Regions from separate parts of the Homo sapiens genome. Here region 1 is linked to region 2. A link is a loop called in an ENCODE intact Hi-C map of the cell type or tissue named here. Cell type or tissue: sigmoid colon. All regions are shown on one strand. Each heading gives the region's core, and the rest is flanking DNA. Links, peaks and the distances in the headings are about the cores only.

Region 1 (16,562 bases), core at 5,457-13,456, 51 kb before region 2:
TTATGTATCAATTTGGATGACATTAATGAAGTTCATAAAATATGTTCAGACTATATAATTTAATGGATAATGACTACTATTTTTATTTGTAATACAAATAGGAAATTGACTGTTGTCTCCCTCCCTCCTTGGTTCTTTTCTCCTACCTAGGTAAATGGGCATCCTTAAACAGCTTCTCCCCTTTACGACCAGGGTATAGAGCACTGGCCAATATCAGTAAATTTACCTTTGTAATTTGCCACGTAGTTTTTACAACATGACCTAATTAATTTGAGCACGAACCATATTATTGCTACTGGAGTCATTTTCTGTCACAAACTTAATTTCCAGGAAATGTAACCTGACAAATAAGAATTCTTTAGCTCTCTACATGTGCTCCTAGAGACCAAAGGCAGATTTAAAATAATAATAATTTTAAAAGTGCCAGCATTATTAAAGCCAGTATACTTGATGCCAAACTCAATTTGAAGCCAGTAAACATCAGACTGTATTTCTAATCAGTTTTAAAATGTAACTTATTCCATATTGGGTTCATTGGAATTTGTCTCCCTGCTTTTTACTGGCCAGCTGCACTCCCTATGCATTTTTAAAACATTTCAGCAAAGGCTTTTGCTGTTCTTAGCAGGGTTAGTAACTTGGGGTCTATTTCTGAGCTCATTCGTCATTCTGCAATGGCATTGAGTTAGGTTGGCAAGGGAAGGATTTGAGGCATGGGGGGTGGTGAGGTCACTTCTGATCCCAGCAGGGAATAGGTGAGCTTCATTTGCCTTTACAATAGGCGCACAGTTACTGCACCTTGGAGGAGCTCTCAGGTGCCGCTCAGATGGGCGCATGTAAATGCCCTGTCAGATGCGGAGCTGGAATATTAATGCTTCTTCCACCACCACACCATAATAAAGCTGTACACAGCAAGCTTAATATGCAGCTAGTCTGGGGAATTGTATAAACTTAGATAGCCCAGTGTGAAAGACAGCAATGGAAAAATGCTCGATATGCCACAGTTTCCATTCTTGTTCTCCTTTGATCTATAGCGAAATGAAAACATCATCCTTTTCTTCTCTTGGAGTTGTCTCCCCAACTCTGCCACCTCCCAATTCACCACCAGAATTTTTTTGCATGTGCTGGTATGGAGAAATGCAACATAATTTGTTTCATATGGTTAATTACAGGCGTTTGAATATTTAAAATTTTAAATAGCCACAGTTCCAGCTTTTCCCGTTAAAAGTATGTGATTTGAACAAAGGGAGTACAGTGTAAATATTTGTGGTGATTTGCAACACCCCTCTTTCCCCATTACACACACACACACACACACACACACACACACACACACACACACAGAGAGAGAGAGAGAGAGAGACATTCAGTTTAAATCTAGTACTGATCTAAAGGACTTCTGTACCTTCATTTGTACTTTTTTTAAAAAACAACTTTCAACTGGAATTCCATTAAAATATTTCACCATTATATTTTTGAGTCCACATTGCTTGAGGTTTTAAAGAAGATTTTTATAATGTGTTCCTTTAACAGAATCAACAGCTGTCAGAAGCAGTTGTGGTAGATCCACAAAACGTATAAAGAAAAATACACGTTTCCTGAAACAAAACACTTGGAAAAATAAGCTGCTAAGAACTGGCGAATTAGAAGTTTGCAGACAGGGAACTGAAGTGTCATCTCTTGGTTCACCCTGGAGACTGATGTGAGTGGATCTGATGCAATGCTGCTGGAAGATTTACCTGCACAGGTTGCTCCTCTAAGGCAACGCGCAGTGCACGATTGACGTATGCACCAGAGCTAGGCTGGGCCTCAGCTCGCTCCATCTTTTGCCCTTTTTGATCTCTTTAGATAGATAAAATACCAAGTTCTCAGAGTGCTAAACAACAAATTATATATACCTAAAGGTGAGATGATCAGGTTTAAACTTCCTGTAAAAGAGGCGAGAAGGCGCCTTGCACACCCTTTTCCAGATAGGGCTGGCAGCATGTTATTCAGAACTGAATCAGTCTCTGCCAGAGAATTCCCAGTGGGAACCTGGAGCAGGTATGTTGATGAAGGGGATACCTGGGGACCTTTGGTCACTCACAATGAGTTTTTGTTTGTATTCTCACTGTTGTTAGCATTGCCAATGAACAATTGCACCTACAATTTGATTTTAGTTTTAGATAGAGGCGAATCCACTGATTAAAAACTCCCATTAAAATAAAGAATGGAATTATTGTGAAACCTGCAAGGGTGCCTTCAAAAAGAAAACCAGTGCTGTTGTATACCTACCTCGCCTTTCTATTTGCTTTTTGAACTTTCTAAAAAACACAAGGAAGCTTTTTGCTAAGCATCAGGGCATTTAAATTTATATTCATCAGTTGTTCATTTTCTTAATATGTAATGATGCATAAAAAGGCTGCAAGGAAATCACATCTGTTAATTTTTAGGGAAATAAAGTGTAGCTTGGATTCTTATGTTGGAGCACAAAGCACTATGTGCCAAGTCTGTTCCTGTACATTTTAAATATAGAGTTTTAATATTTGGCCAATCCCTGCACCTCCTCAAACAAAAACAAACCTCAAAAAACTAAGAGAACCAAACCTGAAGTATTCTCCTTCACCAACTCAAGGTATACCATGATTTTATGATTTATTTACATTTAGGGGGGAACCCCTCAGTGAACCATTTACTCCCCATTTTAACTCCCCTGCCCCGATCCTTTCAGTTTCCAGTTAAAACAATGCATTAACCAATGTTAAATCTTAAATCTCGTGAGTTTCTCTCCATCACACCCTAATATTTTAAAAAAATTATTCCTTTACATTTAAAACTGAACATTGGCTACTGAAGAATGATTTAAAGGCTGAAAAAAATTTTAATAATAAATCGTAACCTTCTCATGTTATGTTTTTGTTATGTTAAGGAGAAAAAAATCAATAAGGAAAAATTTAATTCTGATAAAGATACTCTTGGATCTTTGAAAACAACTGCTGTCCTTTTAACTAAAACATTTGAGCAGCTTCAAAGACTATGTATTTCTTCTGATCTTGGAGCTGTGTGACTGGTAGCAAGAAAGAAAAAAAATCTTATTCTACATACAAGTGGATTGCTTAACAAGTCAGCACAGACACGTACTTGTTTGTACAATAGAGATAAAAATTCCTGTATAAAAATAATTCAGCTGCTGACAGCAGGCATTGTTGTTGGACCTGTCTTTTGTGCTTGTCCCAGCTCTGGGTCCCCCTCCCCTCCTATCTGCTTGGGGCAGCCTGCTGCCTGCACACTGCTGACCAGAAGTTAATTGCTATATATTAAGTATATAGGTATTGTATTTAAAGAGGAATATCTCAAGGCTTCCTATATGCATTCCACTTTACTTTCTGATGTGATTGCGGTGTTGCCAGCAGGGGGGTGGCAGGCAAACGCTCTAATAGGGAAAATCACTTGAAGGCAGTTAGGGGAAATTTGGCCTTCAAGTCCCATTTGCTCTGTAGTGTAGCATTGGTTTCTAAACTTTTGTTTTTAATCTAATTCTGATTTGCCCTGTCACATCCCATATCAACCCTCATTGAACTCTACTCATGTAGAGTAACATTAGTGTCAAACGGAATTGGTCAGGACTGTGGACCTGTGGCTCATACAGATGGTTGTGGATGTGGGTTCCATGCAGCTCTGCATCCTATCCTTTCTAATAAATGTTAAAATGTGGCACATTTCTGAGCAGGGCCCAAGGATAAGAGAGTTAAGAAATCAGGGGGTAGTACCTGAGATTTTTCTCCCTTCTCTTTCCGATTTCCTTGATAACATCCACATTTCCGGTAAGATCAACTCTAGGAGAAAGTCTGAGGCTGGGGGAGAGAGGGGGAGAAGGGTGCGGAGAGAGGTTCTTGGAATATTCTTCGATAGCAGTTCAAATGAAATCCCCACAGCAGAGAGCTTTTGGGTCTAGCAGTGGAGCGGTAAGCTGGGACACGTGGCCTTTCGAAGCTGTTATTCTCAGTCTGACTTGCACACCAGCTGAGATAGGACTTAACATATACTTTCTTGCTTTCACCTGGGTTGGAGAGGTTGGGGTTGGGAGGAAGAGGAGGAGTTCATTGGGAATTCTGTCACTAGAATTTTTTAAATGTCAGGAGGTTAGCAAGGTGTGAGTTAGCATTCAAGCAAAGGATTCTTCTCCAGACTAGTAATTGGAAAGCCTGCAAATCCAGGTTCCCACGATACTCTCTAATAACTGGGGTGGGATGGTGGTGGTGGGTGGACACCACAACTTTCTGAATGTCAGCTGATGTCTGCATGACCCGTTCACCATGGATTAAATGCGGCTGGTGCCGAATGGAGGAAATCAGAAAGGCAAATCTCAAGCAACAGGATTTGCACTCCTCAGAAGTAAACCAGACCTTGCTCCTCTCCCTCCTGTGCTTCTCCTTTCTTGCTGGTTTCCCTTTGGAAGCAGAAACTTCTAAAATTAATGCCACTCCAAGCCAATGAAAAAGCTGTTTTTATACCACAGTGGATGTTTACACAGGAGAGACAACTTGAGGGGGAAAAGGCTTTTTGGAAGGGTGGAGGGACTCGTGTTAATCTGTTCTGTTGGAGGACTATGCAGTATTGCCTATGAGCGACTCTGGGCTGTTTTTGATAAATTACCATGTTTAGAGATAGGTTTGGCTCTTAAGGGCTTAGTTTTATGAACAAAGTCCGTGACGATGTTTGCAGCCTCTGTTTGTATCTTAGCCCCTTTGGCTTGACTAGAAGCTCTATGTTTAGTTTAAGCTCAGTCTGGAAGATATTACAATTTTGCATTAAAAAAATGAGGAAATCATAGGAAGAAAAACCCTTTGCTTTTTGGATGAATCTTACTGATAATTTGCTAAAGCTCATTTGAATTTTAAGCACTTCTTTAATCTTCAAAGGCTAAATTGCTTTATGAATATGCATGGTGTGGGCAGACTTCAGTTCATTACCTAGTTGTAAATTCTAATGACCATTAGGTCCTTCCAGTAATTGCGAATTGTTTTGCATTTTTGATTGGCCTATTAACATGTACATTCGGTGCACATCAGGCTGGCCTGTCAGCCTGCTGAAGGAGAAAAAAAAGGTGAAAATTGTTTATAGCACCAAGATTCTTAGATTTTCAATCTTGCAAAATTGATGATGTAAAAAAATTAAAGCAGTGTTTTTTCTTCTCAAGATTAAAAGTTCACCAAGAGATTTGACATATTTAATTTACATGATGACTTTGCACTCCTTCATTAATGTAATTTGCATATGAAGCTGTTGTTAATCACTTTTGATCATGTTTTGTGTATTAGCTGCCTCAGTGGCTCTCCTCCTCAGATGCCCCAGTAGAAAGGAGCAAAATGATGCATCTTCTTGCCAAGTTTCCTTTAGTGAATTGAGGAATTAGAAGTCTAACCTTGAGTAATTACATATGTTTTATCCGTTTTCTTTTAACGTTAAGTACAGTTTGTGAACGTGTTGGCTGGAAATCGTTCTCATTTGGGGAGAAGACTGTAAAATTTAAGTATATGATTGAGGCACTTCCAGATACATAGAGAAATATGTATTGCCTGTTTCTGTTCCCCACGAACATTGCAGGGCAGTTTTATTGTTAGCAGTTTGATGGCAGGAAGCCTTGGCTATTATAGTGTATTAAGACATCAGGTTCCTCCTTTGGAGGAGGGAAGGCTACAGAACTACAAACCTTTCTAACAATGCTTTAGGTTTCTTCTTTAGATAGATGGCTGGCACCTAAAGGACTTGGGCCTGGGTTTGGCTGACTCTTTTATCTTTTAGATCAAGTAAGTTTTCTCATTCAGCTGCTGCTCTGAGCTACAATGTGTCCTCCCCTCATCACCAAAGTATATCCTGGTCTCCAGGCTCCCTGGGCTCCCAGTGTCTCCCTCAAGGTACACGAGTGCCCTGGTGGTGAAAACAAGGTGCTAACTAACGGTTTCCGATTTTTGAGAGCCTGTGATTTTGGTGTTTGCCTTTGCTGTTGAATAACCTGTGCTGTATTATTGATGTTCATCTTTGGTTTATGAGTTTATCACTGGTTAACAAGCAGAATCAGAACAGTGTAACTGATATTCTGATTAAAACGAATGTTTAATGAAAGAAAATAAATTGTGATGGAAAATGAACAGTGTGTAAGAAACATAACTATAATTTTAACCTCCGAGGGACCTAGCACTGCCCTACCGTGACTTCCATCCATACCATGCTAAAAGCATGCTTCAGTTTAAAGTTGTTAATATTCAGCTGGGAAACAGTATCCAGAACACAAATAAATTATTAAGTGCATGAACTTTTTAGGCAGTAAGATGAACTGATGGGGTCCATCTGTGAGATCCAGGGGCTTTTTATTTGTGTGTGTCGAGCGATTCTGCCCTCTCCGACTTCACAGCCTTTGGTCTCCGGCCAACTGCATGCATAATTGATTCCACACGCACTATCATTTTCTTGATGTAATTGCTTTACTAAGATATGATGAAATCTAATGGATAATTTGCTATTTGAAAATGGTCAAAAAAAATCTTCATACTTTATGTGGGGCTGAGTGGGCAGTGGAGAAAGGGGTATTCAGCTGACCCGGTATTTAAGAAAACAAAACAAGCAACACTAACTTATGCATGCTGCTTCAGTCGCGTTGGCTGTGGATAGGAAGGTCTTTGTGACATATGGAAGCCAGTGTATAAATCTCTCTCCTTCTATCTTGCATCACCCCCTTCATTCCTTCTCTCTTTCTCTCCTCTCTCTCTCCCCCAAACTTTACAAGAAAGGGATCCTAACAAGGTAAAAAGTAAACAATTTAGTCATCACAAGCCTTATTATTCAGTCTATCCAGGAGTTTTGCCATGTCGGTTTATTTAACTTCCAGGAATGTAAACACTGACACAGCCCTAGAAGCAGCAAGAAAGATTACAGTATTAGAGTTAAAAACGTGAGCATGGAGGAGCTGTGCTTTATACTCTGCTATAATAACACTTTACATTGAAACATAATGGTAAGTCAAAAGTGACTGGAAACTTCTGCTTATATGGAGTACAAATTTCATTCTAATAGATTGGCATAATCTAGTGTACCCAGGGTAGATTGTTATATAATGGAGAAACTGTATAAATGTCAAGTACACAAATAATTCTACAGGAAGTAAATAAAAAGTATTAGAATTTCTTAAGTCACCATTAAATTTTGGTGGTGGGACAATCTCATTAGCTCCTTCAAAATCATGTGGCTTTGCATAAGTCTTTTGAAAATGTATTTTCAGGGAATTTACAGATGGTGAAACATTGTTTTAATCCAAACCAGTTAATGCTTTAAATCTACCTTTAAAAAAATTGTACTGTTTTTCGAAGTACTTAAAGGGAGTGGAGGGGTAGAAAGCATATAAGTGAATCCATCTCACTGTGGCAAACTGTTTTTCAAGTAAAGTCATAATAATGAACAACACATGATCTGAAATTTGATCAGCAAACATATCCTTATGCCAAGGAATTTTCTTTTTTTCTTTCCTTTTTTTTCTTTTTCGCCATTCACATACCAAGGTTCTGTAAATCAGTAAACCAGGCAGAGAGTAACTATTGTAAGGGGGAAACCAAATCATAATACCCAGAGTGGCCCAGAAGCTGTCTTTCTGAAGAAACATTAACGCCACCACCACCAAAAAAAGAAAAACAAAAAAACAAAAAACAAAGCAAAACAAAACAAAACCTTTTTAAAAAACTGGAAATGACAGAATAGTTTTAAAAGGAAAAAAAAAAAAACCCAAAAACCAAAAAGCAACAACCACCTTCTGACGCTCAAAACTTCAAACTATTAATAGACCACCAGTGAGATAGACTGTCTTTGTGCCTTGAAATGCAAAATGAGGGAAATAATTAGCAGAGGAACAAAATTCTCAAAATTTGAAGAACTTCTGTGATTACTGGGGGTACAGTGAAAAGAAAATGCAAATTTCTTCCTGATCTTAATTAGATTCGATTGTGCGGTGGGTGTGTTGGATTTGGGGGGAGGGGCAGAGGCAGGGAGTGCTGGGGTGAGGCGTGAGGCTGAGTGTTGTGGAGACAGGTTAGCAGGGGCCCGGCGGTGTGGCAGGAACAAAGGCAGCTTCCAACGCTGGTGCAGGATTCCGAGCCTTAACCCAGATGCTCATGGTGCCCTAGTCTTGAGTTCTTCATTTAGGTGGGCTTATTTCCCACTGGGTCTGGGGGATTTCATTTGTCCTTTGAGGGGCAGGGTGGACACTGACAGAACAGCTGCGGCCGGCAGAGAGGGTGGTTAGGAAGAGGGAAGCAGCCTGTGGGTAACTTCCCGACCACATGGAAAGGCTGAATAAGACGTTATGGACCCTGCCTTGGGTACTGGGGTCAGCGTCTCCTGGTGGTGTCTGCACAGGGCCCCCCAATGCCAGGGCACTGCCAAAACACGCTCTTGAGTTTAATGGTAGTGGTTGGTCTGAGTCCTGCCAAAGTGTATGGAGCAAGTTTCATTGGCTGGACTTTCCCCTTGCATGAAATAATAAAAGCCCTGGCCAAGGCTTATGAATCTATTTTTGTTTCATTAATATTATTTATTATGTATTTTATTAATATTTTTTGGAGGGACCTTGCTCTCATTTGACCATTTGTAGTTATAATTAATGCATTCCGTACTGGTTGTAAAAAGTGTGCTTGCATTTAATTGCAAGTCAGGGTAAATTAATGGATATGATTTAAAACAAAACTCACTTAAAATATTCTTGCAGAACGCAAAGGAGGGGGCAGTCCCAGTATTTAATTTATTTTCTGGTTTAGTGTTAGTGTGAGAGGGTCGAAAAGATTCTGTGGGTCCAACGGGATTTGTGTCTGTGTGTGCAGGACCGTCGGGCAACACAGAGGGAGGAGAAAAACCTGGACCGGAGTAGGGTAGCCAGGAGCTCTTTTTTTTTTTTTCTCTAATTTCTGAGGTTGCCAGGAGGGGCTTAAGCAAAGTGGTCAAGTCCATCTGCTCCGGAGAAGGTGGTAAAGAAAAGAGGTTAGTGGCAAGAGGGAAGGAGCACAAAGGGAAAATTGTACATTGGGAGCGTTACTCTCCCTGGCCATGGTGTAGCCAGACTGGTTTAGCAGACAGAATGATAGATTGTTTTGTCAGGGGTCCCAGGGTGCGCCCTGAACTTGAAGCACTTTGTTTATCTTGAATAGAAAGGGAAAAGCGCAGACATAATCGATGTCTAGTTTTTAGGAGCTCGAAAGAGGTAGGAGAACAGAGAAGACTCAGGAGGGGTAGTGGGAGGTGGGGGAGGTGCAGGCCCTGGTTGTGGTTGTCCATTAACAGATGAACTTGGCCGAGGGCCAGGCTTTAGATGAGAGCGTGTCAGGGCCCCAGTGCAGCCAAGCCTTTTCAGTGTTTTTTTTTTCCTTTTTCTTTCTTTCTTTTTTAAATACCTGCTGACTGTACATCAAATGCTCCCTGGTCTTTTGGCTAAAGGCAAAAAAATAAAAAATAAAAAAAAAAAGAGACGCACAGCTCAATTTTTTCCCTCCTCTGAACCAGTTGAGGCCAGTCTTTTGGCTACATATGCGGGTTCTATCATCTTTCCTGGCTTGCCGTTGGGAAAAAAAGTTGTGATAACGCCAGTAACCCGAGGGCCAGATGGGAAGGGTTTGGTTGTGTTCAGGCGACCAGGTGTGAGAGCTCGTGGTGCAGTGGGGTGGGGCGTGGCCGGCGTGCCTGCGTGTGCAGGTAAGAAATCAGTGGAAACTCTTTTTTTTTTTTTTTTTTAAATGGCTGAAGTTTAACTTGTTGGAAGGGCCTGTGAATTAAGCTGTCGGTGGCTGAGAACGATAATATGCAAGGAAGGCTCAAGGAAGGCTCAAGAAAGGCCAGGGGTGGGGAAAAGGTGCTCTTGTTAGAGGCGCAGCCTTTCCTGGGCAGGACCCAGGACCGATGGCAAACCCATGTGTTTGGGCTTGTTTTGTTCTCGATTTTCTTATCTTCTTGGCCTCTTCCTGTGTTTTTTAGTTTATTGTGACATTATGCATTCATATATGAATGTTGGCAAGCAGGAGTCATCATCCCAATAACTTCCTGACATTTTTAGCTCTTTTAATGTGCAGTCTTTGCCCTCCTGCCACAAGTGGCGAAGTAATTGAATTTCCCTGTTACTAACTGGCAGGAGGCATGTTCTAGTTCCCACCAGAGGAGCTGCTGGGGCTAAAGCTGGGTTCATAGAATCCCACCTAGGGGACACCAGGGCTTTCAAGTGGTTTGGGGACCTGTCTGAAATGATATTCACACAATAAAAAATATTTTTCCCATCATAGACTTGAAAAGGCACCATTGTGCACATCTATATAAAATGTGATAAAATCACATTTACTTCCCCTGGCTAGGCCTCATAAGGGAGGCAGGATTTCCTTCTCCTTTTCTAGTAGCAAATAAAAACTGGGAAAATTTGGGGGCCTCTGGGTTTATCCCATGGATACCTGCCCCCGCTCCCGCCCGCCAACTCAGCCAAGCCCTTAGAGGCAGTCTTCTCTCCCACCTAGATGTCTTTGTAACCTGAGCTGGTAAGAAAGGGAGGAGGGACAGAAAGAGGGGAAATATGCCCTTGACATATGATGTATCTTCTTTCTTTTCTTCTTCTCTTTGATTACACGAAATAAAATGGTTTAGGCTGAGGGTAAAGAAGTAATACCATTTCTAGTTGTGCAACCTTGGGCAGATTTCATTCCCTAAGCCTCCGCTTCCTCAATCTGTAAAGTGGGGAGAATCACGGGGCTTGCCTCATAGGGCCTTTGAGCATCCTATGAGAGCATGTGGGGGCGCTGGGCTCAGTGCTGGGCACATGGTAAAACATGTCACAAAAGCTCATTACTATTACGGTTATGACTCATGGCTTGGAACTGTGTGCTCCTGGGGTCTCAAAGTAGTTCCCCCATTATGGGGTGAGCAGGTTGGGATGAGAGAAGAGCAGGGCAGGTGGGGGTCTAAAGAGCTCAGGGTCTCATTATGTTTCTGGTGGCAGCTCCCTCGTGGGTGGGAGTCCCCTCTCCCCATAGACGTGTGTTGCCTTACGAGAGGCTTGTGCCTGCCTGGGTGTGTGACACAGTTACTCTGGGTTCAGATTTCTATGTTACTGCTAGCTGGTTGGGAGAGTCTGAGGGAATCATTTCACCTCTCTGTGAAATGGAGATAACTCAAGGTCCCTTACCTCATAGAGTCCATGTGAGAAGTAAATGAGGGAAAGCACAGACATTACTCGCTCCGGGGGCTGCACCTCCAGAATTGCTGTTGTCATTATTACCATGTGTCTGACACATTGATATTCCATCCCACAACAACCTCGGAAAGGAAACACTCCCATTAGCCTCATTTGGTAGAGGAGGAAATTGGGGTTCATCAAGGGTTAAATGACTTCCCTGAGGGTCCACAGTTGTTCAATCCTTTGGCCTGCGGCCGCCACCCTCTGCTACCTCTTCAGTACGTTTGCAGCTTTCTTCAGCGGTGCCAGGCAACAACTGGGCAGGAAGCTCTGGTGCTGGACAGTTGTCCCTCCCATGGGTTCTGTGGTCAAGTTTTTCAATCTTCTGGGAAAGAGAAGAATGTTCCCCTCCAGTTCTGGGCATATTGAAGGAGCACGGAGCTGTTGGGAAAAGTTGCAATGTAAGGAATCCTGCTTTGCAAGTAGTCATTTCCCCATCTGTCCAGAATGAGCCTGAAATCAAGTGAGGGTCCTGAGAAACAGAGGGAGGAGGTTTTACTGTTTGTGTGTGGCTTGGTCAGGAGACTGCAGTGGGCTGAATGAGAAACTAAGCTCGGACTTTTAAGAAGTGGTGAGGCTTGGCCTGCAGCAGTTCTGTGTGTTGTCTCTGTGGCATTTACTTCTCGGATCGTACCTTCAAAGGCTGGGGAGAATCAGAATTATACAGGGAGGGAGAGACTGAGTGTGAGTGAGTGTGCGTGGCAGTGGTGTTTCTTAGGACGATGGGTTCTGGGGGGTCATAATCTGCTTCGAGGAGGTTTTCATTTCTGGCTGAACAAGGCTGTGGTAAGGCAAGTCCGGAAGGCATGCTGGAAACTTGAGGGAAGTTTTGAATGGAAACTGCAGTCAACAGCTCCATATGATCCGCATGTGGCTTCCCCAGAGGCAAGTTTTCAGCTGCGTGGTGGCCTCTCCCAGTCACTCCACAGGCTGCCCTGACGCTATTAATATTTGCTGAAGCAAGACCTGAGGTTCGTTGCAGATGGATTACACAATGTATTCCAAAACCAAATGTTACTGTTTTCCTGTATTCTCCATCCTTTCAAATTGGCCAGGCTAACATAGACCTCCACTGAGAGAATTTCAGAATCATTTGGTAGTTGAGAAGCGCCTACTTCATGCGGAGGCCCCGTGGGAGGAGTGGAAGAGTTGGCCTCAGCACTGGCGAGTATCGGATGGGAGCTCTGCTCACTTGGTAAGTCCTTCTGCTAGAACCAAGGGAGGCTGTTCAGATCCATCACAAAGAAGTTGTCGGTCACATCCAGGTTGTCTTCTGAGTTTGAGGTGGGATGGAGGTGGCTGCTGAGAATCCATGTGGGTCAAGAGCTCCAAAGCTTCACTTTTACTTCGCACTCTGTCCCGGGGCATGGACGTCCTCAATGGAGGTCATGCAAGCCCTTCCCCCTCACCCCTTCTCTTGGCCCTCTTCATTGTCTCTACATACCCTTGGGTCAAGAGTGTAGTGGTTCTCCCTTGTCACCCTGGAAGAGAAGCTCTTAGTTTTATTTGCTGGGTCTCCTAGACTGAAATGATAAAGCTGAAATGATAAAAGGCGTATCATGGCTTTAGAACCCTTCTTATTTCCCTCGCTCGCACCCCCTAGTTTTCCTTCTCTTCCCTTGAAAATCAGTGAAAATCAGGCCACATCTCTGATGATGGCCTTTTGTTTCTTTTTCTTTTTCTGTTTCTGCCTTCGTTAGGTAAGCACAAATTTGATGTCCCAAGAGGCAGGCCGGTGACCCTTCAGGCCAAGTGCCTGGATGTGGCAAAGCTACAATAAATATCGAATGGTGAGAGCAATGGAAATTTAGCAAAGCCATAACCGGGGAGACCTCAGAGGGGCAGTGGACTGGTTAAGAGGCTGTTGGATGAGCCGGGTAGTATTTCTACTTCAACCTGATTGAAATGTCGACTAAAAATCAATGCTGTTGACTAGTGATAATTTACAACGTTCCTGGTGCTAAGTAGTTCCCCGCTTAAGAATGCGTTGGCTGGGCAGAGATTAGCGCAGGGAGTTGTGTGTGTCACAATGAATCAGACGCATTATAGGTCAGCCCTTTATTTGTTTCATCATGACTTTTACACAGTTGTCATGTAATTTATGGCTGCTTTCACGTTGTCAAACATTTTCATTGCATCTTCTTCTTTAACACCCTCCTGACATAGACACACTGCACTTGAAGGCTTGGTATTGTTTCATAATCCGAGAGGAGGCCTATAAACCATCAAATTACACTATCTTTGGGCTAATCTAAATGCGCTGCAGATTAAAATCAGAGCTCATTTGTCCCTGATGCAAATTATTAAGTTCTAATTATAAATACCCATTTAATTACCCGACACATTTTTATTTTGCGGACCCTTTTGAGCACTGCTGTCTGCGATGCAGAGGGGGTGGGGGGAGATGCATAGGAGACAATCTGCAGTAATTAATGTACACTTCCCAAATGGTAAAGGATAAACATATGCTGCTTTGTTTGTCTTATTTATTTATTGATTAGATGTATAGAGACTTTGGCGTGGGCACAATCTGAAGTTGAAATCCTTTTAAAGATGAAAACTATTTAAAAATCTTTTGGGGAAGAAAGAGCAAAATATAGCCAACCAATAGCTTTCTGCTAGAACACATCATCCCAAAATATGGGATTCTGAATTTGATCAAATCACCAGTTTCTGAATTTGATCAAATCTAGATTTTGCAGAAGTTCAGGGTGAGAGAAACCATGCCTGTTTTATATCTAGAAAGTGAAATCATTGTTATAGAAAAAACCTACTGTGGTTAGAAAAAAACCACATTCTTTTTTCCCAGCCCTGCTGCCATCCTCTACCAGAAAATAACAGTATCTGCCTGTAGTATGAAGACCTTCCAATTGAGAGCATTATGATAAACTATTTTTGATTACCAAACACGAATGAAGGAAGAAGATAACATAAAAATTAGTAAAGGCCTTCCAAGTAGACATTTACCCTTCTGTGAAAGCCATGGAGAAATTACCAAGACTGGTTTGGGGGGAGGGCATTTAAGGTCTTTTGGGCATTACAGATTTTCCAGAACCAAACTTTGACTTTTAGTGTTAACAGAGAGACACTGATCTGAAAACCAGGACACCTGGGTTCTGACCCTTATTGTATCATGCTGTGAGATTTTGGGCTCCCTTCACCTGTTAGCATTTGTTTCCTTGTCTTGTAAAGTAGGTAAAATAGATAGTTTGGACTGGGTGGGTCTCTAAGTCCCCATGATGTTCTAGCATAGTATGAACACCACTGACCAGTTTTCTCCCTGCTATTTTTTGGAATCTAGTTGCTGAATGGGGCTCACCTGCAAAGACAGCAGAATATTATTTTCTTGATTTGCCTCAAAGATGGAAGCTATGGTGGAGATTAAGGCTTGGATTCGTGATTCCCCAACAGAAAGCTTAAAGGCATCTTTCAAATTGCTGGAAGCAAAATTGAAGTGCAGTATAATGGAATGGTGATAATTCACAGAAGTTTCCAGCCTTATAAGATTTCTCCATCTTTTAATTGTTGCAAGCTGTTTTTTTTGAAAAACTCCAAAGAATGTAATGTGTATTTTCTCCAAGTTTGCTTTTTTGGGCAAATGTAACTACATCAAAATAGAAGTACGTTTTTGAAAAAGAAATAGTTGAATTCAAACAACCAGGTATTTTAAATTCAATTAACTGACTGAATTCAGTGATATTTTCCTCCTTCCTCCTCCCAAAAGCTGGTTTCTCTGTATGGACATAGCCTACATATGCTGAGTCCCTGGAGTTAGGAATTTTTGCTTGTTAAAGGCATCCGATGCAACATGTTTAGAAGAACTCTCCCTCTGTTAGTGTTGAAGACAGCATAAATTGAGGGAAAATGTTCTTTTTTTATTCATCATGTAGGTAAAAGCATATGGCCTGTTCTGGGACATGCGATCTTTGCAATCCATTTTTTAAACTTGGTGTTTACCATTGGCTTTTAGCACGGATGTTTCTGTTTTCCACACTGTCCAGCAAATACCATTTATATGTGGCATTGAATGAGATATGAAATGTTTTCAGAAGCATGCTGAAAAAGGGCATTCAAAGTTATCCTTTGGATAATGATGATCTAAAACTTTCTTTTATTATCCCATGTGCTCAGAGTAAGGGGCAAATGAATCAGTTGTGAAATATGTGTTCCTTGTAGGACACAGGCACTCTTGAGATCTATAGCTTCAATAAAAAGGTAATTTATTTAAATTACTGCCTCTTTAATTTATAATGTTTTGGGGATTTTTAATAGGCATGCTCTGTAAGGGCACTGGTAATCAGCTGTTTCTGATTTTGCATGCTCTTCTATCTCTGGTAACAAAATAAAATCTTAAAAAACAAGAAAAAAGAAAAAAAAACAAAAACAAAAACAAGGAACATAAAGTTTAGCCCTAACCCAACCCAAAAGCAAATAACAGGCCGAATGAATGGCAGCCCCCCAGAGGCTCTACTTTCCCCTTCCATTATTACCTGAAATAAAAGCATGATAACATTCATGCCAGAGATAGGTGACAAAATTATGTATTCAGACATGAAGTTTAGGATTTCATAGCCCAATGTTCTCTCTTCTCCCCCACCTCTTATTGTGTTGTGCAAATGTATCAGCCGTTGTATTGTTAATGCATGATAGGAAGCTGCCGCTAGGACAGTCTTGGCTCACTAATGCGGTCAGCTGTGTCACAATGTGATATATAGATTATATTTACCATGGCATATTTTGTTTGCGAAATGGGAGCGGATGATAAATGAAGATACCCTCCAGTTTTCACACTAGTTCCTGTGGTCCGGAGTCTCTCAAACAATAAAGCACCCCTGATAATGGAGAGGTATTTATGGGAACATAATTGACTTCAAAGTTTTAGATCTCTGGCTGAAGTTTAAGATGGGATAGTCCATTACATTAATGTCTGTGCTTAAAGCTCCTATTTGGCTTAAATAAATTATTTAGGGTTTACTGCTTAAACCTTGGTCAATTCTTGAACGTTTGGGCTAGTTAAGTAATTTTCCAGTGACTTTCTGTGCCTTGGTGATTCATTTACTTGATTGAGCTCCTGTGTGCTCGTATGATTTCTAAATGTATTTCTCAAGTTTTGCCTGGCAATGAATGATTTTGCTTACTGGAGTCTTGTGTGGTACACCTATAAAAGGCTTATTAACTCTTTTTGAAAAAAAAAAAAATCCCCAAACACATCAACACTGTCATCATAAGATAAAGCATATATACATATGCATCTATATACACACATACATATGTACATACTACATATATACATACGTATATGCATGTATGAATATATATATAGTTGTGTGCC
Region 2 (16,562 bases), core at 1,450-9,449:
TTTTTTTAAGTCCTAAACAAGTGCCACAGAGGATTTCTTTTTGGCTTGAACTTGATAAAATTTGGAGCACACAAGTTTACACACATGGTCATGAACACACACCCCTTCTCCCATCTCCCCAGACCCCCAGCACATATGTTCCATAATGAGGTGTTCCTAAGTGAGAATTCCCATAATTTGAGGTTTTATACTGGAATGGTGATAAGGGCAGGAAACCTCAGCCCATGTGCATTTTTTCTCGAGTGGTTAACCTTTCCTCTCTTTCTCCTTCTTTTTTTGCCCCCCTCCAAATTCCCCCTTCTCTTAAGAAAAAACACGTGAGCCATGTTGGAAGTACAGCCTTGACCTCAGCCTCACCAGGTGCGGCTGCTGACCGGTGCAAAAAAATAGGAAATATTATTTAAAAGGCAGGGAGGGGAGAGTTTCTGTTCCACAATCACTGCTGTTTCAGTGAAAAGCAACCCGGTTTATCTGTAAAACCTACTTCCCTTTCTGGTGAATGTGGCTGTTTTTGACAGCAGAGGACCCCAGTTGTTGAGGACTAAAGAGAGAGAAGATGAGAAAGAAGATGCTGGAAACAGAGGTTGGAGAAAGAGAGGCAAGGAAGTAGAAAGGAGGAAAAGGGGAAGAGAGGAGGCAGGGGGAGAGAGGGTTGGAATTCGAGCTATTTTCAGCTGAATGTGAGTGCAGATTTCATCAGGCTTCTGGGCTACAGGGAAACTGACTGTGTGCGGACCTTGCGTGTAACTTCCTGTGAAGCAGCCGTGGTGACTGCATTTTCTGACACTGTCAGAGTCTGGACAACCCTGCCAGCTCCTAGAAGGGCAACCCAACAACTGTCACAGACGAAGCATCAAAAGCATGAGCTGTCGATAGTGACCTGCATTTGCAGAAAATCTGAGGGCTTTCTAATTAACAGAGGAGCTCTAAATTAGAGTAAAGCTGTTCGACAAGACCCCTCATACGCGGTAAGTGTCACAATGCAGATAATCATTACATCTAACAAGCTTCTGATTTTTAACAGAAGCTATGAGACCAACTCATTTATAATGGTTCAGTTTCAAAGGGGGAAAAAAAAGCAACCAAGAAAGAAAAAGAAGGAAAGAAAAAAAGGGAGAAAAGGAAGAAAGAAAGAACAACCAGAAGAACAAAAATAGGAAAGAAAAATAAAAAGAAATCCTCCTTCTAGTGCTTTGGGCGAGTGCTTAGACCCAGTCCCCAAATTCTTCCTTTGTTGTCTGCTGAAGCATCCAGATACATCTTCTGTTTTAGATTTTCCTTACTGTAATCCACGTCTGCTAATATGCCAGCTCATTCATTTGATGTTTCCTGGGGACGAGCATCCTCTCTTGAGTTATTTCTGACAACTGCAGCATTCCACAGGGTCTGAGTTGTTGAACACAGTGCCCTAACTTAAATATTACAATCAAAACACATGACATAGACAGCAGTTGATTTGGGTTCTGCCTTGGACAGAGAAACAGACTGGGGCTAAAGGGACTGCAGCTATACCTGGGGACTTGCCTGAGATCATCTGGGACTTGCCTGGTCTCAAGTCTTCTGACCTTGGCCAGGGATCTTTGCACTGGGCAGGGGAATTTGAGTCCCAATTTGAGGCATCGATTTAAACCACTTTTCAAAGGCCTGAATGGAGCTGATTATTTGTGTGTCTTCTTTTCCTGGTCTTCCCCTTGTCAAGACCATTTCTCTACCACGGGATATATATTAGAGGGGAAAACGGCTGTAAACCCTGATTGTTGGCTAGCATTGTTCAGGAAGTGTAGCATTAAGGAGCAACACTTCTCTCGCCTGTGTTGATTCTCCTCCAACTACCCACACTATCCTTGCAGTTATTCATGGGAAATAATATAAATCACACTGCCTGATTCTTCTCAAACATCTCGCAAAGTAATCATGGGCTGAAGTGCAGGTTTTCTTGCAGTGCCTTTATCAGTAAATCAGATTTTGAGCATTTATCAGCAAAAGTTAGACTTAAACATCATCATTTCTGTAATGTTTGAAAGAAAGATTTGTTTCAGTGGGGACTCTGCCAATCAATGATCTTCCAGCTTGACTCTGCTATCAATTATTGCTGCAATTATTTGTCTAGTTGGATATTTAAAATGTCATCAGAAAGAGATGATTACACATTCTAGAAAGCAAGGCACTGTATAATCACATGAACTGAATCCAGTTAAATGTAGTGTGGTACTAACCTGTCCTTCAAAATAGAATTTTTGAGCTACCACTGAAGCAGCAGTCTTCTGCCCTGTTTTCAGGAAGCTGATCTTAACCTTGGGATGCAGTGTGCTTTCAGGGTTGGGTGATACTTAATTATGGAGAACTTTCCAAGTCTGAAAATGGAATTGCTCCTTCACATACGCGAGAAGTGCATTTTGGTTATCTCATTCATCTGCAAATCTATAAATAAGCAGTCCCTCTATTCTTCTTGCTTCCTGTGGATTTAAATGCCAAATCCTGATTTGTGGCAAAGTTGTCACATGCCCCTTTCCCACTCTGTATGCCTGGTGCCCAGGAACTAAGCAGTGGCAGTGGAAATTACAACTGTTTGGAAGCCAAGAAAAAAGCTCCATTTCTCACTTTTCTCCAGTTCCGGATATTCTCGGCTCTGCTCCATGTATCAGCCTCCTCCCCACACACCTCCTCCACTGCACACCCTCCTTCTGTCCGCTCCGTGAACAGGAAACAGAAATACAGCTCCAATTTTTTTTTTTAATGGAGGAAGAGAAACCACAACCCGAACAAAAAACTCAAAAACTAAACTCCAACCAAACTAAACTCTCAAGATAGAATCATGAGAGATGCAAAATGTCCAAAATGTCCTAAGTGGCTCAAACCACCCGCCCCTTAACAGGTCTGCCTCTCTTCCTGGGAGTCAGAAGTGACCTTGATGAACTGGATGTTAGGTCCAAAAATGACAAACAAGCCCTCCACTGGGAAACATCAGTCCAACCCCTTTCTTTTGACAGCAGGACTAGAACAGACCAGAGGTTCCGGAGAAGGTCTCTATACCTAGGTGGGTTTCCTGAGCTGGAGAATTTTCCATGGGGCTGTCTGTGTGTTGAGGCTTTTCCCCATTCACTTTCCCAATTCACTTCCCAGAGAGCATGCTGAGCTCATTCCAGGACACTGTGATGGTCAAAAGGCTCTCCCACCATCACACAGAATGTACTAGGGTTCTGTTAGAAAATTAATCTCACTTGTGGAAAAAAAATGCCCTTAAAACACTGGAGCCCTGAGTTGTATGTGCTGGAGCATGTGGGGAAAAGAAAGATGTAGGGGGTGGAGCGTCAAGAAAAACAAGACAAAAAAATTCACGAGCCATGGAAATGGAGAAGAAACACTGTTTCTGCTGCAGTTGCTCTTAGCCAGGGGCCAGCGTGGACAGCACTGTCACCTTGATCCCTGTCCTCCTTCACCTGCCAGCTTGTGGGCTGGGTGGCTTAAGTTCTAGCCCTGGGTGACCCTCTGACTCCTGAGAGCATGTGTATGTGCTTGTGGTGGGTGGGGTGTAGTGCGTTAAAGCCGCAAAGCAGAGGTGCGAAGGGCCTGGTGTAGGTCGTGGGAGACAGAGAGAAGGCCCTGGGTTCTGAATGTTTTTACTTTTCCTAGGATCCCTGCTTCATTTTTGTTTTCAAGGAGTTACTTGTTTCTCTCTTCTTGCCTTCCAGCATGTCCCAAGCAGAGATGGGTGGCTAGGTTTGGGAATGGGGTGCTGGGAGGGGAGGGGATATCCCATTCCAGGGCCCTTCCCAGTTTTGGGGCTGGGAAGCCTCAATCTCCTTGAGCACAGCAGGGCTTTGCCTTCTTTCTTCCCTGAGCTGCGGCCACCACTGGGCTGTACCAGGATCTAGTGCAACTTGGGTGACAAGGTGTGGGTGGCTGCAGGTGTTCTCCCTGCATCTGAGGCAGGGAGGCAGCTGGGGGCTTCCAGCCAGCCTGTAATGCCCCTCCCAGGTCTAGCTTCCTAGCCTTATTTTTAAGCCCTTTTAGTGGAGCAAAAACTATTTAGAACTATGAGTTCAAAAATAGGATTATTCAAGCGGAGGTACTTCACACTGTTCTTTCTCTTGGGACAGAGATGGGGGTGCAGGTAGGGGATGAGAATAGAGGAAAATGTGGAGGATTGCTAAAACAAATTGAGAGAGGAAGGAAGAAAGGGACCCAGACTAGTAATTGAGACCAATTCACCAGAAGACTTAAGGAAATTTGACATCCGCTGTAGCTCTTTTAACTGTGTAATTACACAGCATTTGGAAAGTGAATGATTAACCTGATTGTCCATAACAACCATTGAGTAAATACACTATTACAGATTGCCAAAATAGTACAGTGAAGCGATGGACCAGCAGCCACTTTCAAGGGGCTGTAATCCTCTCCTGGGTCAAGGCTGACCCAGAGGCTCCTTGGTTAGTGAATCATTTACTAGGGAAGGTTTCCCCTGGTCACTGCTGGCTCCATGGCCTGGTCCTTCCAGCCAGGTCATTTAGAATGGCTCTCCAACAGGAAGAAAAGTTCACTGCACAGCGCTTGAATCCTAATTATTTATTGAGGGGCTCTTCTTTGCCCAGCATGGTGCTGGACAGTCAGAGGTAGACCACTGAGTCTTGGTTCTTAGAAGCCTTGAACTTTTAGTTGGAGAACCAGTGGTAGATACATGCTGATTACAGGGAGACTTGGATCCAGGAGAAATGGAGTGGAGAGCCAGGTTCAGAAGAGAGACATATCCTTTACAGGCCTTTGTGTTACCTAGCCAGTGCCTTCATGTCCCCAGCCCCCTGGCCTCCAGCTCCTCCACCCCCACCTTCCCCCCTCCTCGCTGTCCTTGGTGCAGAGTGGGGCAGTCATCTCAGTGGGGCCTCCTCCCGGGGAAGTCCACAGCTTGCTCCACACCGGAGGAGCCGCCAAAGTCAGCCAAGAGCCGCAGGCCATAAATGCAAAGTATGATTTAACAAAAGCAGCTTTTGAGTGAGAAAGCTGAGTGGAGTTGTCCCAACCTGTCAACTTCAGATTTCTTTCCTCCTCCCCATAAATCAAAAAACGGTTGGTGGAAGGGAGGGACAGAAGCGTTTCATTTTCAGATTTTGTAAGAAAATAAAATAAAATCAAAAGAACCTGTCCCACGCTGATACCTTACATGCCAGGTTTGAGCCTGAGGCAAATTTTTGTGGCCATGTAATAAGCCTCTTTAAAATGGTGACAGACCCTTGACTCTTTGCCTTGAATTACATTGATAAAAGACATTTTATTGCATTAGAGCTGGGGCAGGAGTACAGGACGGTTCTTGCCTGGTCGGCCTCTTTGAAACCGCGTCAGCCTGCCGTCCACACTCTCCACCGCCTGACAGGGTTTGAGTGCGATGGCAGCTGAGATCTGTGGGCCGGTGACAGAGGGGGCTTTCTACCCAGCAGTAGAAGGTTGAGGCCCTGGAAGCAAAAGGATTTCAGCCTGAGGGGCTTGTTAAGGGAGAGTTATTCTTTCCTGTTCCTAGTAGACCTGAGAGAGCTTGACGTTGGTGGCCTCTGGTCAGCCTCATGGTTGGGACTGCGTGGAAATGCTAGACCTGAGAGACCTCATTTCCCAAGCAGTCTTAGAGAGACTCAAAACAAAAAATGGTCTCCGGGTCCCACCGTGGTGTGTGGCCGCTGTGCCCGCAGAGGCCAGGTGTCCATAGGCTGAGTCCCCACGTGGACCTGCTAGGTGGGTAGAAAGGAGTTGAAGATGTTGTGCTGTTGGTTGGAGGAGCTTGGAGGTGTCTGGGAACATTGGATGTTACTCATATGGAATCAGCAGAATTAGTAGAGCCAAGAACAGACGGCAGTGCCACACCCCATGGCTGGACTGAGGCTGCTCCAATGATGGCAGGTTGTATCTGCGGGCATCTCCAATTTGCTCAGGGAACTCTTTCCAGATTGGTCAGTGGTATAAATGAAGGATTAGGAAATTGGGTAAAAAGCCAGGGAGGAGGGAAAAAAAAAAAACAAAAAACAAAGCACGTCAAAGCCAAGGCCTGTGTTTTGTTCTGTGGGACTTTGCCAGAGAGATGAGGACTGAGGCTGGGCTGCTGTGTGCCTGGGAGGCGGGAAGGTGCTGAGGCACTGCAGAGAAGCAGCTGCAGCATGCCCCGGGCAGAGGCCTGTTTTCTGAAAGAAGGACTTGCCGTCATGGGAGGAGGCCTGGCCTCGCAGCACCAGAGCGCTCCTTCATTCAGCCTCACCTCAGGCGAGAGGGCAGCCTAGTTTTATTCCTGAAGAAATGTTAGAGCCTGACCTGCTAGACCATTTTTTTTGGTAGAGCTTTGAAGCCTTAAATTAGTTCTCATAATTTCTGAGCAGCTCTGTGTTAACCATAGGACATAATAGGTTTTAATTCTGGAGAATGGCCAGTTCTGGTTCTCAGAATCTCTTGGCCAAGACTGTCACAGAGTATTAGGCCTGTGAAGTGCCTTCCACGCTTCCCCTGAAGTCCACACACCAGTCACTCAATAGTGCCAGAAAGGCAAGTGAGGAGATTGCCTGAAAGGGGCTGTATGACCAGTGTCCAGACGACAGGTTTCTGCCGCGGCCCTGAGGTGGCAGTGGGAGGGGTTTGTCAGAAGGTGGGCAGGGTCCTGAAGCCCAGCCCTGTCCTCCCTGTCCACAGCAGGACACTTCTGAGATCTTCGAGTTCCTCACTGGGAGGTGAGGCTAATACCTTCCCTCATTCCACAGGGCGACTGTTGGGGCAGGATGTGAGGAGAGTACTTTGGGAAGAACATAACACTTTCCACCCAGCCTGGGCAACATGGTGAGATCCCATCTCTACAAAAAATACAAAAATTAGCCAGGTGTGGTGGTGGCGCATGCCTGTAGTCCTAGCTACTTGAGAGCTGAGGCAGGAGGACTGCTTGAACTCGGGAGGCGGAGGTTGCAGTGAGCCAAGATTGCACCACTGCACTCCAGCCTGGGCAACAGAGTGAGACCATGTCTCAATTAAAAAAAAAAAAAAAAAAGCTTTCCATAAAGGCCAGGACAGATGTGCTTCCTTAAGAAGGGCTAGAGTTGGAGGCCTTGCCCTCCTCTGGGCTTGTTGGCCTTGGGGGAGGCCTGACAGAGCCTTCCTGGGGCTGCCTGTTCTTCTGGCCCCTTCTCCGTGCACAGACCAGTCTTGGATGATAAGTCAGGAAAGCCCTCCACCTGGCCGGGCTGCAGTGTCGCTGGGGCTGCCCACACTTGCTGACCATGGCTCCCCACTCCCTTGTCTCTCACAGCACCACTGCCCCTGTTTCCACAGTGCCCACGAACAAAACATCAGGAGTCTCTTGGAAACACCATGTTTGATTATTTCTTTCTTTCTTTCTTTCTTTATTTATTTTACTCTAAGTTCTGGGATACATGTGCAGAATGTGCAGGTTTGTTACATAAGTATACATGTACCATGGTGGTTTGCTGCACCTATCAACCCATCATCTACATTAGGCATTTCTCCTAATGCTATCCCTCCCCTTGCCCCTCCACCCATGTTTGGTTTTCTTTAGCTTATTCTAGTATTTTCTCAAGACCGATCGAAATGATAATATAGAGGCATAAAGCACATTTGTTGTGAGTTGATGCAGATAAAAAGGCTTGGGGTGGTCTTCAGAGTAATTTGGGAGTTGTGTGTTCTGCTGGCTTTGATAGACAAGCCCTTCTCTGCTCTGGCAGGTGTTATCAGAATCAAACGTTTGCAAATGATCATTCTCATCGCATCCATCTTCACAGCCCCATGCCTCTTCCTGAATGCTCAGTTGAAAATGCGTATTTCACCTTCCTCAGGTATCTAATACTTAACCTGGGAGAAACGCAAGTGTGGTTTGCAAGGCTTTCCAGGTGTCCAAATGATGATTTCCCATCCTTTTCTTCATTTCTCGAGTGGGGCAGGGAGGCATCGGGGTGTTTGTGATACGTTTGTGTGAAGCTGGACAATTCGGGTGACAGAAATATGTTCAGGGCAGTGTCTTTTATCGTCCCTTCTAACTACAAAGGCATGGATTGCAGTTGAGCCCCACTTTCAGAAGGCCCAATACACACAAAAATCTCATTAATGGAAACTGATAAATTAGAGAGTGATTTTTCACATTACAGAAAGATTGTTAACTTTTCAAAAGGTTTCACCACAGGGTTTCTTTAAATAGTGAGCTCCCCCACTGAATTTAAAGTGTTTGTTTACAGATCATTAACTACTTGACAGAGAGGATATTGGGGGTTGGGGGAAGGAAGACACACTTAAAAGGTAAAATGTTAGAAGCCCTGCCAATTTTCAATGAGCCTGGAAGGGTGACGAAACATCTCTGAAATTATGTTGGTTAGCAAATATGATTTATTTTACAGAAATTCATTTTACACATGGCTTTCCAAGAACCCTCCATGCTGATGGGGTGTGGTGGGAGGTCAAGGACCACAGGGTGCTGGGCTTTGCTGTCCTGGTTTGTGGTGGCTGGGGAGAGGACTCCCTTTTCTTAGAGTCCTGTGTGTGCCTTTGTGAGCAATGGGTGCCAGGCTCTGGCATGAGGCCGAGCTTTGCTACTGGACTTCTGGCATGAGCCACTGAGACCTTTTCCCTTGACATTTAGCCTGGGTTTGGGGAAGTTTCTTCCTGGTTCTCTGACCTTCAGTCTCATTGGCTCAGGACACACCTAGGTTTCCTCCTTGAAGCTCAGACATGTAAACTTTGCAAGACTGTGTCCCAGGAGGTTGAAATCCATCATCAGGCTCACTCTCTAAGCCTAAGGATTAGCCTGGGGACCAAGCCCAGCCCTGAACTCTCCTATAAGGCCCTCCTCATCCAGGTCAAGGTCATGAGGGGAACAGGTGTATCCTGGCCAGCTTCTAGCACGGCCTATAGTAGGTCTCTTGGTTGGTCCAAAGGAGGCCTGGACTTGCATGGGAGGCAGGAGAGAGAAGCCACCCCATCTAATCCAGTCTTCTCCTTTTAAAGATGGAAACACTTAGGGCCAGAAAGAAAGGATTTATTCAAAGTCACGAAACAGCTGGTGAGTGGCAGAGTTGGGGTTGCAGAACTTAGGTTCCTGACTTTCCTCTAGCAGTCTCTCCAGAGGAACAAGTCCCTGCTTCCTAAAGGAAGAAAAGAATCCGGGGAGTGGTGGCAGTGGGAATACATAGAGCAAGGGCATCTCTGAAAGTAGCTCCCAAATAACCTGATAAATACCTCGGATAGAGGCAAGGCTACACCCCTCCCCCTGCCCCCACTACACACAAACAAGATCCTCAGCTGAGGACTCAGAGCAGGAGTAAGGGCACCCCTATCCTCCCCATGGCTTTGAAAAGAAGAAAGAGGGGAAATTTGGAGGGATGGTCAAGTTGATGATTGAAGAGACAAAGTAGTGTAGGAAAATCTCAATGTTTCTTGCACAGTCATTTGTTGAAAATGTGTCAGCAAGTACAAGCCCATCTTAAACTGGCAATGAGACATCTGAAATAGATTATTTAAGCCAGGGAGGCAGTATTGCAAGGAAGAACATGGCTATCAACACTTGTTTGTCTGACTCAGAGGAATAAAACATAGTAAATTTTGCCTTAGCGGGCCACCCACATTCATTGGGGGAAGAAACAATTGAGGTGGGGGGAAAACAGAACAGATGAACCTTCATGGAGTTTCACAAGAGTCCACATGGTTGTGTCCCTTATTTTCAGAAAATGTGAAATTGGAAAATACGCACTTGTGAAAGCTGAAGATGTCACAGAAATCTTCAGAGGATTTATTTAGATGGTCGTATCCTCCGCTGTCAACTGGATGAATCAGTGTGCAATATTTTGATGTGAATGTAACCGCCTATTGGGCCCCATTTACTCTGTGCCCACCTTGGGCTTTGCTTCTCTCTAAGCATCTTTACCTGCTTTTTCTTTTTATCTAGGATATCCTTTCTCTTGGCTCTCCAGGTTTAACTCATAAGTTTTCCTCTTTCCCAAAGCCTCTCTCCCTCCCTTCCAAATGGAAATAATTTCTCTTCCTTTGAATTTCCATAGCAGCTCATCTGTACCTCTCTCATGACACACTTTCTACATGGGGGTAGAGCAATTTCTGTGCAGGCCTTACCTTTTCTACTAAATGAAGCCTGCTGTGGGAGAAATCTGTGTCCGTGTTTTCTTTGTACTGCCCACAGCGGCTAGCCCATTGCTTTGGGCATTGTAGGCACTCGGTAAATATTTGTTGAATGAATGCATGAGAGGTTGAATGAATGCATGAGAGAATGAATGAATGGAATTTATCCTGGGAACACACATTTTGCATAGTGAGGTATGTGATTAAACAAACAAAAAAAAATTGTCCTAAGACAATTTGTCTTTTTATGCAGCTGCCCTCTCAGTCTCCTAGATAAGTTCCGCCATTCTAAGGCAAAAGCTTAAAGTGTAATAAAAATTTATCTAATTCACGATCAAGTGAAAATACTTTGGGCCCAGAGCCAAAGAATATTATTGGAGTGAACTTTTTTTAACACCCTAAATTTAACCAGCTGGAATTCTTTTTTTAAGTACCATCCTATTCAACCTTTTGAAATGAAGGATTTGCCTTTTAGTGGGAAATCTGCATTTCAACACAAAGATGGAACACAATGTCTTTGGCTTAGTTGCTTTTCAGAAAAGCAAGATTTTTTTTTTTTGGAATTATATGCTTTGCTTATGTTAAAGACACAGCTTGCAGAAAAATTTTGTTTAGGCCTGACAGATTGGTGGCTGGCATTTTTATAGATAAAGGGGCACGCAAAATGTCATCTCTACTTCCTCCCTTTATTGAGAAAAAGCCTAGGAGGAGAACTCTTAAAAGGTGAAGTTAGTAACCTGTTGTTTGAGTAATCAAGGCTCTAAGAGGATAGCATTGATCAAAAAAGAGTTTTAAAATGAGTGATTGATGTTATTAAAGTCACTGGTGAAGTATCAAGGAATCTAAGGACCATGAGAGAGTTTCAGGGAAGAAATTCTATATTGTAGTGTCTATAATTATTGCTTTCTTTTGTTTTTGCAGAATACACTTTTTAAAGAACATCAGGATTTGGTAAAACAGCCAGTAAAAAAGCAATGAAGGAAAAAAAATGCACATGTAAATGCTCATTTCTAGAACAAAAGAGAGTGCGATTTTGACAATATCAGAAGGTTAATTAAGAAGTCTGTGAGTGATGATAAAGCTGGCACATTTTCATTACAGATTGACACAACTCAAGTCACAGGCATAGCTAATGTTTGCTCTATAATACTCTGATAAGTCAGAGAATCTAAGTGAGAAGAACTGGTATCTATGGTAAACATAGGGTCAAGAGCTAGATGCGGCTGAATAGAAAGGACATTTACTTTGCAGTTAGGTAAAGAAGCCTCTAGCTCAGACTAGCTGCACTGTTGTTATTTGTGTGGCTTGAACCTAGTAATCGGATTCAGAACTGGAATGGGTTCCTTCAGGGTACTTTACAAACGTTCAGGATGCATTTTAAGTGTAGTCTAGAAGGTGGTACATGGAAGAGCTGAGGGACTTGAGGATTATGGACTGCGAAAGGACTGTAGGTAGTCCTGTATTTTGGCCTGTCACCAATATAGAGACCCCTCCTCATCATAGTGTCATCCATTCTCTTTTTGAAGACCCAGGGTGAAAGAAAGGGGGTCACAGTGTCACGAGATAGCCCATTCCACGTGGGACAGCTCTACTGCTTTTGTGCCTGTCTCACTGAAAAAAAAAAAAAAACAGGGAAATTATCTAAAAACATATGTTTAGGAAATATACACACATTCACACACGTACACAGACACATATGCACACACTCACATATACACACACATGAACACGCTAACACACATGTGCATGCACATGCTAACACATGCACAAGCATACACACACATGCACACAGTCACAATATACACACATGCACATGCTCACAAACACATATGCATGCACACGCTAACACACATATGTACACATAAATGCTTGCAAACACACACACACGTACATTTTAGTGAATAGCACACATCTATGTACTCCTGTGGAGAGTCCTGTGGTTTTAATACCTGTTAAAGTTGGGCTCCCAAAGCAGTCATTAAACGTGTTGGAATGATGCTTTTTGCTTAGCTGTTTTGGCACATTTGGAAATCTGCAGTATTACCTGTTGATTAGTAGACAGTAATGTGGCTGTATTACACACCCAGTGATTAGTTTCAGAAACAAATAGCATGTTAATAGTCAAGGAATCTTTGAGATGTTCTTGAGGAAACCAAAAAACTTGATTTAATGACTTAAATTCCAGGAACATCCCACTGGGCTTAGAGCTCTTTGTCAAAAGTTGGTACCCAATATATGTAGAAATGTAAAGTGACCAAATGTATAACATTAAATCAAAGCCATTCCCAGTTTGCTGCATATTTTTTAATGAAACCTGAAAAATAAGAGTCACTATTTTTAAATTCAGCCATAAGGAAACTTTGCAACCTAATAATGTGTAAGGCATTTCTGAGGCCCCAAGTGGAAATACTGGGTCTAGAGAGACCTTTATGAAATAGAACAGGTTGAAACACCTTCCACCAGAAAAGTGTAAGACATTTGAAAAAAGATTGAGTCAGAAAAGGGAAATGTGTCCCATTTGAGAGACCAGAAAGGGAAACAAGAGTCCAGTTCCTGCTGTGTCCGTGCAGTTGCCACAGCTGCGTTCGCTGACATGTCGGCTTTAATGGAAGCAGTGAGGACACAATCTGTCTGGCACAAGCTGGTTTGGGTGTTGTCTCATGCTAAGAAGGCCCTGGACCTGATGGAGAGCCTGGACCTGTTCCCTGTCCTTATCAATGACAGACGGAGGGTGGAACCTGAATTTCCTAATGGAGGGATCCTTAGGGATTCCCTAAGCTTAATTTGTTTTTGACTGTTCCAGTCCTAAAGGAGGTGGGTCCTGGACAGGAGGGAAAACAGCCTCATGGCCCATGGGTCTCTGCCCAGGGAATTTCAAAGCTTCCAGCGTTCATACTTCCCTTACCCTAAGACAGCAGTGCTGATTCAGCTTGAGTGTGCATGAGAATCACCTGGAGAATTTATTCAACATAGAAGGCTGCTTCCCCACCCTCAATTTCTGATTCAGTAAGTCTGAGGTGGTGCCCAAGAATTTGCATTTTGAACAAACTCCCAGGTGATGCTGATCGGGGGTGGGCCTGGGTCTGCGCTGTGAGAATCACTTGCCTAAGAGCACTAACAAAGAAAAAAAGAGGACATAACTAGATCACCCACTTCCTAGCCAGCAACCAGAGCCCATCTCTGGCTGGGGAGAATGAAAGCGAAGGTGGGAAAAGAAGAGGCCCTCAACCAGGGGCAGCTCCTTTTCCCCACCTTGGCCTGGGAAGGCAGAGCTGCTCCTCGAGTTTGACGCTCAGAAGCATTAATTGTGATACTTTACTTTGCCTAAGCCGTGATGAAATAATTGAAGGCATCATAGCAAGAAGTTAAGCCCTAGGGAGGCTATTAACAATTTAGCATTTCCAGTTCATGTGGGAATGTCGATTTTACTTACCAAAGAGAATATTATGGATGTGTTTAGTGGAAGAAGCAGCAGAATCAGCTGGGGTCCCCAGTTGGCTTTGCTTTGACCCTCTTCCTGAAGGAAGATAAATGCAAGGGTGAGTCTCACAAAGACAGTGTGCTTTTTTTCTAAAGTAAATAGCTTCTTAGGCTGATAGAAATGTTTTTAGCTGTCTAATTCTGCAGGGGAAGCAGAGGTAGAGGGTGAACACAGCAAAGGTGAGGCCAGGAGGCCCAGGCAGCAGAGCAGGCCTTGTTTTCCAATTGTGAGACCAAGTCAGTTCATTGGCACCTTTCGAAAGCCCCATGTAGCGCTGCTGGGCTGGACCCTCCCCCAAGACGGTTAAGTACTGCTTAATGGATCAGTAGAAACAGGACCTTCTTGTTGGGCAGTGAAGACCACGGCAGGAGCAGCAGGGGGGAAGAGACAAATTCCCAGGAAAGACCACTGGATCAGGAGTCAGGAGATTAATTCTAATCTTCACATTGTGGTTAATCATCAGTGTAGCCATGGGCAAGTCACTTAATTTCTCATGGCCTCAGTTTCCCCATCTGTAAAATGAAGGGACAGACTTGATGATAGCTAGGGTTTTTTACAACTTAGAAAACAAAAACAAAAACAAAAACAAAAACAAACTATGCTGCCAGATAGTCAGATGAGACCTCACTTTGCCACACGGCCAGACACTGTAGAGATCTGGTCCTGCCGTCAGCTTGTTTAGGGCTAATGGGTTTGTAGACAAGTTTGCCAACAAGAGATTCATGCGAGGGGCTAGGCATGGATTAGGTTAGCAGTTCTCCCATTTCTTGCTGGAGGCCTGCTGAAGCACTTCAGGGTCTCTTCCCAGAGTAAGTGGCAGAGAATTTGAAATTTGATACTCCCCATACAAGGATCCAAGTACCTGTTGCGTTTATGCTGGGATCACAGAGATACCTGGGTTGCCTGTGTTTCCTAAGAAAAGGATGTCTGTTTTGGCAGCAAACTTAGTGAACGGCTGAGGCAAAAACAAGTGCAAAGATGGATTCTCAGATTTCTCATTGAAAAATACCATGACAAAATCTGTAGTAATTTTACGCCACACTCTCAATTCACTTGACGTAAACAGTCAAATGTAGACATACTTGTTTGTTAAGTCCGGTCTTCCTGCTTGTGTTGGTTCACTTTGTGGTGTTTATTTTGTTTTGGGTCAGAGAGGATGAAATGTCTCTGTAGATGTTCTCAGGCTAGGTGGTGCTTCCACCAGGGCTTCCCTCTGCAGGCCTGGTAACAGCAGACCTATGCTGTCTGTGTAAGAGCCTTCTCAGCAGCACACCATCGTTACCCACCAGGCTCCTTGCGAAAGGAAATCTTGTCCCAACTGCCTTGGCTGTGCTTGGCAGTGTGCTCTATATAAGGAGAACAGGATGTATTTTACACTTGAGACCTGCTATCCTAGAGTACAACAACAACACTTCTAAGTGCTCTTAATATTAAGCTAATGGAAAACATACTGTTTGTTCACCATCAAAGTCTGTTTTTCTTGTCTCCCGCCCTCCCCAATCATCATGAACTCCAAACCTCTAGAACACACAGAGCGTCTCCTGCACCATCTATCCTCCAGTCTGTCTCAAGATGGACAGCTACATGGTTAGTTAGCTAGAGGAGGACTTGGAAAAGCTAGGCACTTACCACATAAACCGTAAAATCCCCAGATTGCACAAACCAAATTTTCCTCTTCTCAAAAAAATCTCAGTGCTACAAATGTTTCATTGACTATTAGATTCATTTTATTAGTGTGAGAAGTCACTTGTCTTCACCAGAGTACAACAAAGTGCAGTAAAATGGTGAAGATGGGTCAGGGTTTCTGGGTGCTGGCATTATTGGAATGCTGGTTCTTTCCTTGTCATTTAATGGTCAAAGTTATTTGGACCCCAGAAGTCTAATCTTTATCTTCCATTGCTTTGTATTGTGAGAAGCCACATCTGTGTAAGGTTTCCAGTTGACAGGATTCTAGAGTATGGCCCAGCTCAGTCCAGAAATGCCCAGGTTTCCCCTATCACTGAAGGCGCTATCATAAATATAGCATGGGAAGAGGGGGGCAGAGGGACAGAGAAAGCAAAGTGGGACTCTGTCCCATAAAAAACGATTCACAAATCTACTCATTTCCTATCAGCATTTTGCTTTTTGCTTGGGTTTGTCTATAAAGTAAAGTTAATGTATGCATGTAAACCAGCCTTGCAGATAAAATCCCCCCATGTTTCCAGGCTACCCACAATATTACCAGTTTTCCCCTTGCTGCTTACACATCTTCTTTCCACAAGACAATAATCAAACAACAACAAATAAATAAGCAAATGAACCAAAGACCACCTCTCCCCTTTCCTAAAACAAACCCTTTCACTTTTGTCAAAAAGACCGAAATTGAAAACAAAACAGAAACTCTGGGAAATAACTCACCACTCTTCTTTTGTTTCAGGCCTTGGGCCTGTTAACTATCTGCAAGGCTGTTGTAATGATGTTGTAATCTATTTTAATGGAATTGAAATGTGATATCCTGTGGTTTATGATGCACGTTGTTTGTAGCTGTAGTGCTTGATTTTGGGTTTCTTTCACAGATAAACTTCTGCACTGGAGGGGCCTCTCCTCCCCTCGTTCTGCACATGGAGCTCTAATCCCCACGCCTGGGATGAGTGCAGAATATGCCCCGCAGGGTATTTGTAAGTTGAGCCTTATTTCTTCTACAAATGTCCATGTGTATAGAGATGAGAATTTCTGGAAATTGCCCTTACTTTTTAAGTACTGAAGGAGTTACTTCCAAAATAGATTGTCATATGTATTATTCCATTACTCACTTGGCAGCCGCTCCCCACTCCACTCAGCCCCAGAGGGACTTCTTCCCTCCCCTTTTTCTTTCCTCACTGGAGGCTGGGAGCTGATAGTAGCTCATCCCTGTGGGTCTTCTCCCCAGGGTCTTGTCTTGCTCCGTGGCTAGTGATTGAAGATGCCTGTGCCTCTGGAGCCCATTTTATTACTGGACATT

The links. A loop is a pair of places that touch in the nucleus more often than their neighbours do. Peaks named below come from ENCODE experiments on the same cell type or tissue, not always from the same donor. Only the 100,000 strongest peaks of a DNase experiment are listed, where the experiment ranks them.
Region 1: a loop joins it to region 2, with 2.7 times the contacts of the local background. A loop is called at or near these places in 8 of 110 quality-filtered maps.

What each region holds. Positions count from the first base shown.
Region 1 is chr2:60,523,518-60,540,079 of GRCh38, reverse strand. The region is part of intron 2 of BCL11A (BCL11 transcription factor A); the gene reads left to right. Among named protein-coding and RNA genes, the nearest start is that of BCL11A, 22 kb to the left of the region's middle. RefSeq lists enhancers at 4,142-5,811, 7,690-8,249 and a silencer at 9,270-9,339. In sigmoid colon, for the core only: no CTCF peak of the experiment used is centred there; a DNase peak (open chromatin) is centred at 9,299; H3K4me3 peaks cover 1,835 bases; H3K27ac peaks cover 2,789 bases.
Region 2 is chr2:60,468,409-60,484,970 of GRCh38, reverse strand. It overlaps BCL11A (BCL11 transcription factor A), which reads left to right. Exons shown (of 4, transcript NM_022893.4): 3 at 16,138-16,239. Among named protein-coding and RNA genes, the nearest start is that of BCL11A, 77 kb to the left of the region's middle. RefSeq lists enhancers at 1-197, 3,419-3,919, 7,676-8,489. In sigmoid colon, for the core only: no CTCF peak of the experiment used is centred there; a DNase peak (open chromatin) is centred at 6,120; H3K27ac peaks cover 3,301 bases.